2 separate regions of the Homo sapiens genome follow, and region 2 is linked to region 1. A link is an interaction called in ENCODE POLR2A ChIA-PET data of the cell type or tissue named here. Cell type or tissue: IMR-90. All regions are shown on one strand. Each heading gives the region's core, and the rest is flanking DNA. Links, peaks and the distances in the headings are about the cores only.

Evidence for each region. Peaks named below come from ENCODE experiments on the same cell type or tissue, not always from the same donor. Only the 100,000 strongest peaks of a DNase experiment are listed, where the experiment ranks them.
Region 2: POLR2A ChIA-PET joins it to region 1 with 13 read pairs; 4 of 35 experiments call an interaction of 5 or more read pairs at or near these places.

What each region holds. Positions count from the first base shown.
Region 1 is chr11:63,662,020-63,666,409 of GRCh38, reverse strand. All of the region lies in intron 1 of ATL3 (atlastin GTPase 3), which reads left to right. Among named protein-coding and RNA genes, the nearest start is that of ATL3, 7.2 kb to the left of the region's middle. In IMR-90, for the core only: no CTCF peak of the experiment used is centred there; a DNase peak (open chromatin) is centred at 2,419; H3K27ac peaks cover 1,101 bases.
Region 2 is chr11:62,848,744-62,853,133 of GRCh38, reverse strand. SNHG1 (small nucleolar RNA host gene 1) reads left to right here. Exons shown (of 9, transcript NR_152585.1): 7 at 19-59; 8 at 295-323; 9 at 453-1,156. It overlaps SNORD22 (small nucleolar RNA, C/D box 22), which reads left to right and starts at 99; the gene lies at 99-224. RefSeq lists enhancers at 2,395-2,454, 2,505-2,694. In IMR-90, for the core only: no CTCF peak of the experiment used is centred there; no DNase peak of the experiment used is centred there.

The DNA of each region.
Region 1 (4,390 bases), core at 327-4,326:
TTAGGCAGTTGTACATTTAGACTAAATGCAAGTTAGAGATCTGTGAAGTTGTATCATCCAAATAGAGGGTAGGCCGGGCGCGGTGGCTCACGCCTGTAATCCCAGTACTTGGGGAGGCTGAGGCGGGTGGATCACCTGAGGTCAGGAGTTCGAGACCAGCCTGGCCAAGGTGGTGAAACGCCACCTCTACTAAAAATACAAAAATTAGGCGTGGTGGTGGGTACCTGTAATCCCAGCTACTTAGGAGGCTGAGGCAGGAGAATTGCTTGAACCCAGGAGGCAGAGGTTGCAGTGAGATGATACTGGGAGGCTGAGGTGGGAGGATTGCCTGAGCCCGGTAGGTTGAGGCTGCAGTGAACCATGATTGCACCACCGCACCTCTAGCCTGTGCAACAGAGTGAGACCCAGTCTTAAAAAAGGTGTAATATATAAGCAGCTCCATTTAACTTGCATTATTGGTGTGTACAGCTCAAAATAATTCTTCCCTTACATAAGCCCAAACCCAAGGATCACTGTCAGTGAACAACATCTTTTTTTTTTTTTGAGACAGGGTCTTGCTCTGTTGTCCTGATTGTAGTGCAGTGGTTGACTTACTGCAACCTCTGCCTCCCAGGTTCAAGTGATACCAAGTAGCTGGGATTACAGGCGCGTTACCACCAAGCCTGGTTAATTTTCATATTTTTAGTAGAGATGGGGTTTCGCCGTGTTGCCCAGGCTGGTCTCGAACTCCTGATCTCAGGTGATCTGCCTGCCTCAACCTCCCAAAAGTGCTAGGATTATAGGCGAGACCTCCCATGCCTGGCCAACAAGATCTTTTTTAATCTGGTGGGTGTTGATAATCATGCTTATATTACTGGTGTGAAGAGAAATGCAGAATCACCCCAGCTCTTCCAACTAAACAGAGCCTGGTTCCCTTCCTTTATTCTTGGGTACCGTGCTACAGGGAGAGGAAGAGATGAGTAAGGACTTTTCCCCCATAGCTGTCCTCAGTAGTCTTCAGCTTCTCTTGAAGTGCAGTTCACTGTACACAACTGTATACATTCTTCTTTTTTTTTTTTTTTTTTGAGATGGAGTCTCACTCTGTCACCCAGGCTGGAGTGCAATGGCTTAATCTCAGCTCACCGCAACCTCCGCCTCCCGGGGTTCAAGCGATTCTCCTGCCTCAGCCTCCCGAGTAGCTGGGATTACAGGCATGTGCCACCACGCCCAGCTAATTTTGTATTTTTAGTAGAGACAGAGTTTCTCCATGTTGGTCAGGGTGGTCTTGAACTCCTGACTTCAGGTGATCCACCCACCTTGGCCTTCCAGTGTTGGGATTGACAGGCATGAGCCCCCATGCCCAGTCTCAACTGTATACATTCTTATCATTGGATTACCCCATCTTGTAACCACGTAACTTTATCTTCCATGTCTACTGCTCTGACAATGCCACTTGGATCCTTTGGGTTGTAGCCTTCAACCACATTATGGTACATGTCATTCATTCATTTTACAATAGTTTATTGGCCGGGTGCGGTGGCTCACGCCTGTAATCCCAGCACTTTGGGAGGCTGAGGCAGGTGGATCACAGGGTTAGGAGTTCGAGACCAGCCTGGCCAATATGGTGAAACCTTCTATCTACTAAAAATACAAAAATTAGCCGGGCATGGAGGTGCATGCCTGTGGTCCCAGCTGCTCGGGAGTCGCTTGAACCCGGGAGGCGGAGGTTGCGCTGAGCCAAGATCGCGCCACTGCACTCCAGCCTGGGCAACAGAGCGAGACTCCGTCTCAAAAAAAAAAAACAAAAAAACAATAGCTTATTGTATGTGCTGTGTGTCATTACATTGATATTGCTCATTACATTCACATTGCTCAGTACGCTTTTTTTTAAAAGACAGAGTTTCGCTCTGTTGCCCAGGCTAGAGTGCAGTGGCGCAATGTTGGCTCACAGCAACCTCTGCCTCCCGGGTTCAAGCGATTCTCCTGCTTCAGTCTCCCGAGTAGCTGGGATTACGGGTGCCTACCACCACGCCCAGCTAATTTTTTATATTTTTGGTAGAGATGGGGTTTCACCATGTTGGCCAGGGTGGTCTCGAACTCCTGACCTCAAGTGACCTGCCTGCCTCGGCCTCCCAAGGTGCTGGGATTACAGGCATGGGCCACCGAGGCTGGCCTCGCTCAGTAAACTTTTAATAGTGAAATAGATAAAACAAAAAGATCTGGTATGATGAACTTAATTGTAAAGTCCTGGAAGACTGTTGTGTTGGCTGCTAGGCTTGGCTGTATTTGATGGAGCCTCCAAATAAGTGATTTAAGCAAGGTAGACATTTATTTTTCTTTCACACAGAAGTGAACCAATATGGCAGTTCTGCTATACGAAATCTGACCTCTCTTGTTTCTCCAGCATTCCTGGGGTGTTGCCCTCATATGCCTGGCCCAAGATGATTCACTCCCACTTTTACATCTAGCCAGCAAGCAGGGGGAAAATGCCTGATCTGGAAGTTGTGTCTGTTATTTCCAGTCACTTCCCATTGTTCAGAATTTAGTCACCTGGTCATATCCTAGCTATAAATTTGGGTTGGAAATGTGTTTCTTCTGGGCAGTTGTATGCCCAGCTAAAAATCTATTATATAGCAGGAGGGAGAAATTAATATTGGGGGAACAACCAGACATCTCTGCCACAATCAAGACTTTGTTTTGTATTTCTTTGAGTGCTACACAGTACTTAACACTGTGGCTTATCCCTGAAGTCTGAATAAATTCTTCTCATTAGTTCTTTGTATGAAAGACTGAAGGTCTTTGGATCTTGGATTTACCTGCTGCTGGGGCAATAAGAACCCTAAGAGATTATTCACAGAAGTGTTTCCTTTTTAATCCAGGCAATAACAGGAAAGAAAAGTATTAGTATACATTGATTACAATGATAGCATGACATTTAACCTATATTTATAACTTGTTTTCCAATAGTCTGCAAAAACTTAAAAAGTAGGAAGAAGCCAGCCACAGTGGCTATCATCCACATTCACAGTGGCCTATCATCCCAGCATTCTGGGAGGCTGAGGTGAGAGGATCACTAGAGCCCAGGAGTTTGAGACTAATGTGGGCCACATAATGAGACCCCCATCTCTACAAAAAAATTAAAAAATTAGCCAGGCATGGTGGCACACACCTGTACTGCCAGCTACTCTGGTGGCTGAGGTGGGAGGATTGCTTGAACCCAGGAGTTTGAGGCTGCAGTAAGCTAGGATTGCACCACTGCATTCCAGCCTGTGTGCCAGAGCAAAATACTGTCTCCAAAAAAAAAAAAAGTGCGAAGAACCCTTCTGTTGCTATCTGATACTATAAATGTAAAAAGTGAGCAGCAATTCCAGTAGCTTGAAGGGGAGAGAGTCTTGCAGTCAAACTGTTTTGTCTGCTTTGCCTGCCATGATCGTGTAGCCTTCAGTGCTGGTTAGACAAAGTCATTTTGGAACCATCTTTGTGATTTTGGCCATGTCTGCCTGTCAGTACTAAGCTTTACTTACTATGTCTCCTTAAGTCTACTTTAAATGGACTTCTTGGCTGGGTACTGTGTCGCTGTGATTTTGGCCATGTCTGCCTGTCAGTACTAAGCTTTACTTAATATGTCTCCTTAAGTCGACTTTAAATTGACTTCTTGGCTGGGTACGGTGTCGCTGTAATCCCAACACTTTGGGAGGTTGAGACGAGTGGATCATTTGAGCTCAGGAGTTCAAGACGGGCCTGGGCAACATGGTGAAACACTGTCTCTCCAAAAATACAAAAATTAGCTGGGTGTGGTGATGAATGCCTGTAGTCCCAGCTACTTGGGAGGCTGAGGTGGGAGGATGACTTGGGCCGGAGAGGCAGAGGTTGCAGTGAGGCAAGATTGTGCCATTGCACTCCAGCCTGAGTTATAGAGCCAGACCTTGTCTTAAATAAATAAACAGACTTCTTAAACTTAGCATCCTTCTAAAGAATAATTTATCAAAATACAGATTTGTTGTTTTAAAGTATACATTAACATGCATAATTATTAAAATTACTATGTCCTTTTAACTACCTAAAAACATCTTTAATACCAGTGACACATACTCTTAGGGAAATAGTTCTTTATTCATTCCTTACGCCCCACTGGTAGTTTTTTGTGAACTTCCCATAAGTCCACAGCTACTAAGTGGCTCTGAATTTCTTTCTTTCTTTCTTTTTTTTTTTTTTTTTGAGATAGAGTCTTGCTCTGAAATCTAGGCTGGAGTGCAGTGGCACGGTCTTGGCTCACTGCAGCCTCCACCGTGCAGGTTCAAGTAATTCTCCTGCCTCAGCCTCTGGAGTAGCTGGGATTACAGGCACCCACCACCACGCCCGGCTAATTTTTGTATTTTTAGTAGAGATGGAGTTTCACCATGTTGGACCA
Region 2 (4,390 bases), core at 185-4,184, 810 kb after region 1:
TCTTTCTTGATTTTGCAGGAAAACTAGGTGTCTGTGTTCACTCCAGGCTGAAGTTACAGGTGAGTAAACCTAAATGTAAGGTGGACTATGCTAAAAATTCCCAATGAAGAAACTTTCACATGTCTTACTCTCTGTCCTAGTCCCAGAGCCTGTAAAGGTGAACCCACTGGGACTGGCTGGGGGAGAAGAGGAAGATTTGTTCCAGAAGGAACTGTCTGAGGGATGATAAAGATTTCTATACAGAGAAAGGGAGTAATCATCACTTGTTGAAAACATTGGTTTTATTTTTTCCAGGTCTGAGCAAATAAGGTGTATAAAAAATGGTAGGTATCTGTTTAAATATTTAACTGATTTTATAATAGCAACCTTTTGCTCCTAGGTTACATAGTGTTAAATATTGTGTTCATTTGTATTTTCCAATCCAATAAGAACTTTTTTTTTTACCTCTGCAGGAATCTGTCTTGGAGGACATCAGAAGGTGAATTTTCCAAGTTCTTGGACAACCTAGCTGTTGAAAAGCTTTCTGGGTTTGGGGGGTATTTCAGATGTACCTTAAAGTGTTAGCAGACACAGATTAAGACACTGGGAGCCAATGAAACAGCAGTTGAGGGTTTGCTGTGTATCACATTTCTGTATTTTATCACCCCCTTCCTGCAACATTATTTATCTGGAATCTACCTGCCCTTTTGTTTTTTAGATACAAGGGCTTGGTTTTGTTACCCAGGCTGGTTTCAAGGCCATAGCTTTAAGAGATCCTCTCACCACAGATTTCCAAAGTGCTGGGATTGCAGGTGTGATTCATGGCACCCAGACTTTGCTGCCTTTCTTACATGATCCAGGCCCAGAACCCAAACTCAGGCACTGTATAGATGACCACTTTCGTAAACTACTGACCTAGCTTGTTGCCAATTGTTGATTGAACTTCCCATAACTCCACTTCGTGTCTGTTCCTCTGTATACAGCCACCTTCTGTTCCCGTCATGAGCCTTTAGGTCTCCATTTGCATATTGCAAATACTATGTTCCATGTAGGTAGCTCATTCAGGGCCTTGCTCTTCACTTCAAAAAAGGTTCCCTTGAGGACTGGCTGTCAATTTGTGTTGCTGTGTTGGTTGTTGATGAAAATAATAAAATGATTGATTACATAGTCCTGTTTACTTTTTTTGTGTGTATGTGTCTCTTAGCATCAGTGTGTAAATTTCCATGGGAAACTGGCTTTCCTCTCATGCTCCCTGAAGTACCTGGAACTTGAAGGGACATCTGACAGTTTGCCTGATAGGCAGTGTGTTAAATGAGTAACCTGAGTAGAACATCCATCTTTTTTTTTTTTCTCTTGCCTAGTCTTAGAGTACAGTGACATGATCACAACCTCACTGCAGCTTCAAGCTTTTGGGCTTAAGCAAACCTACTTGACTTTAACCAGCAGCTGGGGCTGGGACTACAGACACCACACCCAGCCCAAATCTGTTTTTTCCTGGGGGAAGCAAGGGACAATGGAGTCAAGCTGGAGTGCAGTAGTGCCATCTCGCCTCCCTGCAGCCTCCACCTGGATTGAGTGATTGTCCTGCCTCAGCCCCGAGTAGCTGGGATTGCAGATACCTGTCACGAAGCAAGCCTAGTTATTGGGATTTTAGTAGAGGTTTCACTATGTTGACCAGGCTTAGTCCTGACCTCAAGTGATCTGCCTGCCTCCCAAACCTGTGCCTTTTTTTTTTTTCTGAGGTGGAATCTCGTTCTTGTCACCCAGGCTGGAATGCAGTGGCATTATCTTGGCTCACTGTAACTTCACCACCTGGGTTCAAGCCATTCTCCCTGCCTCAGCCTCCTGAGTAGCTGGAACTACAGCCGCATGCCACCACACCCGGCTACTTTTTTGTATTTTTAGTACAGATGGGGTTTCACCGTGTTAACAGGATGGTCTCGATCTGACCTCATGATCCGCCTGCCTCGGCCTCCCAAAGTGTTGGGATTACAGGTGGGAACCACTGCACCCAGCCAAATTATGCTTTTTATTTTATTTTTTTGAAACGGAGTTTCTCTGTTATTTCCCAGGCTGGAGTGCAATGGCAGGATCTCTGCTCACCGCAACCTCCGCCTCCCAGGTTCAAGCGATTCTCCTGCCTTAGCCTCCCAAGTAGCTGGGATTACAGGCATGCGCCACCATGCCTGGCTAATTATTGTGTGTGTGTGTGTGTGTGTGTGTGTGTGTATATGTATATATATATATATATATATTTTTTTTTTTTTCAGTAGAGACGGGGTTTCTCCATGTTGGTCAGGCTGCTCTTGAACTCCTGACCTCAGGTGATCCACCCGCCTCGGCCTCCCAAAGTGCTGGGATTACAGGCATGAGCCACGGTGCCTGGCCAAATCTCTGCTTTTTAATTGGCCTTGAGGAAGAAGGGAAAGCACAGGGACAGTGCCAACCTGTGGATACTATGGGGTACAGAGTTGTGTATGGTTAGGTCAGCAGCTCTCAATTTTTTCAGACGGTCTTGCTCTGTCACCCAGGCTGTGGTACAGTTGTGCGATCACAGCTCACTGCAGCCTCAACTTGCTGGGCTCCAGTGATTCTCCCACCTCAGCCTCCCAAATAGCTGGGACCACAGGTGCACACCACCATGCCCAGCTAATTTTGTATTTTTGTTAGAGACAGTTTCACCATATTACCTAGGCTGGTCTTGAACTCCTGAGCTCAAGCAGTCCACCCAACTCTGCCTCCCAAAGTGCTGGGATTACAGACATCTGCACCTGGCTGCTTTTCTTTGTTTTTTGTTTTTTGTGGGTTTTTTTTTAAGCCACCAGGTATTAAAGCCGGTTCTCAATCTTTTTAACCAGGCAGAATATGTTTGGAGAGATTTCTTCAGTTTTTTCTGTTTTTTTTTTGTTTGTGTGGTTTTTTTTGTGTGTGTGTTTGTTTTTGTTTCTTTTGAAGCTCTTTGTCACCCAGGCTGGAGTGTAGTGGTGTCATCATGTCTCAACACAGCCGCAAGCTCCTGGGCTCAAGCGATCCGACACCTGAGTTTCCCGAGTAGCTGGGACTATAGGGACATGCCTACTATGCCCAGGTAATTTTAATTTTTTGTAGAGATAGTCTCACTATGTTGCCCAAGTTGGTCTCGAACTGGGCTCAAGTGATCCCACTGCCTCAGTGTCTCAAAGTGTTGAGATTACAGGCATGAGCCACTGCACCCTGCATCCCTCAGAAGAGCAATTTTTTAAATCTTCCCTGAGCTTGGAGACTCCAGCCTGCATTGACAGGTAGCCCCCCTTTGGGTGATTCTGTTGTAAGCCACCAGATAATGACTACCCTTATATTTCTCAAAGTGTTTGGGAGAATGGACACCAAGTAGTGATAAATTACGGGATTTTTACCTGTTTTATTTTTTATTTATTTACTTTTTTTTTGTTTTTTGAGAAGGAGTTTCGCTCTGTCACCCAGGCTGGAGTGCAGTGGTGTGATCTCGGCTCACTGCAACCTCTGCCTCCCGGGTTCAAGCGATTCTCCTGCCTCAGCTTCCCAAGTAGCTGGGACTACAGGCGTGTGCCACTACACCCAGATAATTTTTGTATTTTTAGTAGACACGGGGTTTCACTATATGTTGGCCAGGCTGGTCTCGAACTCCTGACCTCAGATGATTCACCCACCTCGCCCTTCCAAAGTGCCAGGATTACAGGTGTGAGCCACCGCACCAGGCCCTGTTTTTAATTTTTGTTTGTAAATTTTAGGATTTCTCCGGTCAGAATTATAAGAACAGCAACTCAGCTGAAACAACACACATTTTTTGCTCATTAAATGGTAGCCACATAGACTTGAGAGTTGTCAGCACAATAATTTACAACCACAAGAATGGAAGAGTCAATTCTGAGAAGACCACCCAAGGACCCTAGGGGAGCACCAGAATTTAGAGATGGAGGATCAGCAGAACAGAAACTTAGAAAAGCAGTGCAAGCAGTGGGAACCTGCACGGTACTGACTTGCAAACTGAGGGAAGTCTCCCCACTGCCCACAGCTGAATCTTTTGTTAAAGCCACAAAGAAGTCAGGTGGGGACTGGCCAGGTGCAGCGGCTCACACCTGTAATCCCAGCACTTTGGGAGGCAAAGGTGGGCTGATTACCTGAGGTCACAAGTTCAAGACCAGCCTTGCCAACATGGTGAAACCCCATCTTTACTAAAAGAAATGAGCCGGGTGTAGCGGCATGCACCTGTAGTCCCAGCTACTCAGGAGGCTGAGGCAGGAGAATCTCTTGAACCTGGGAGGACTCCAGCCTGGACGACACAGCAAGACTGTATCTCAAAAAAAAAAAAAAAAAAAAAAAAAAGGCCGGGCACAGTGGCTCACACCTGTAATCCCAGCAGTTTGGGAGGCTGAGACAGGCGGATCACCTG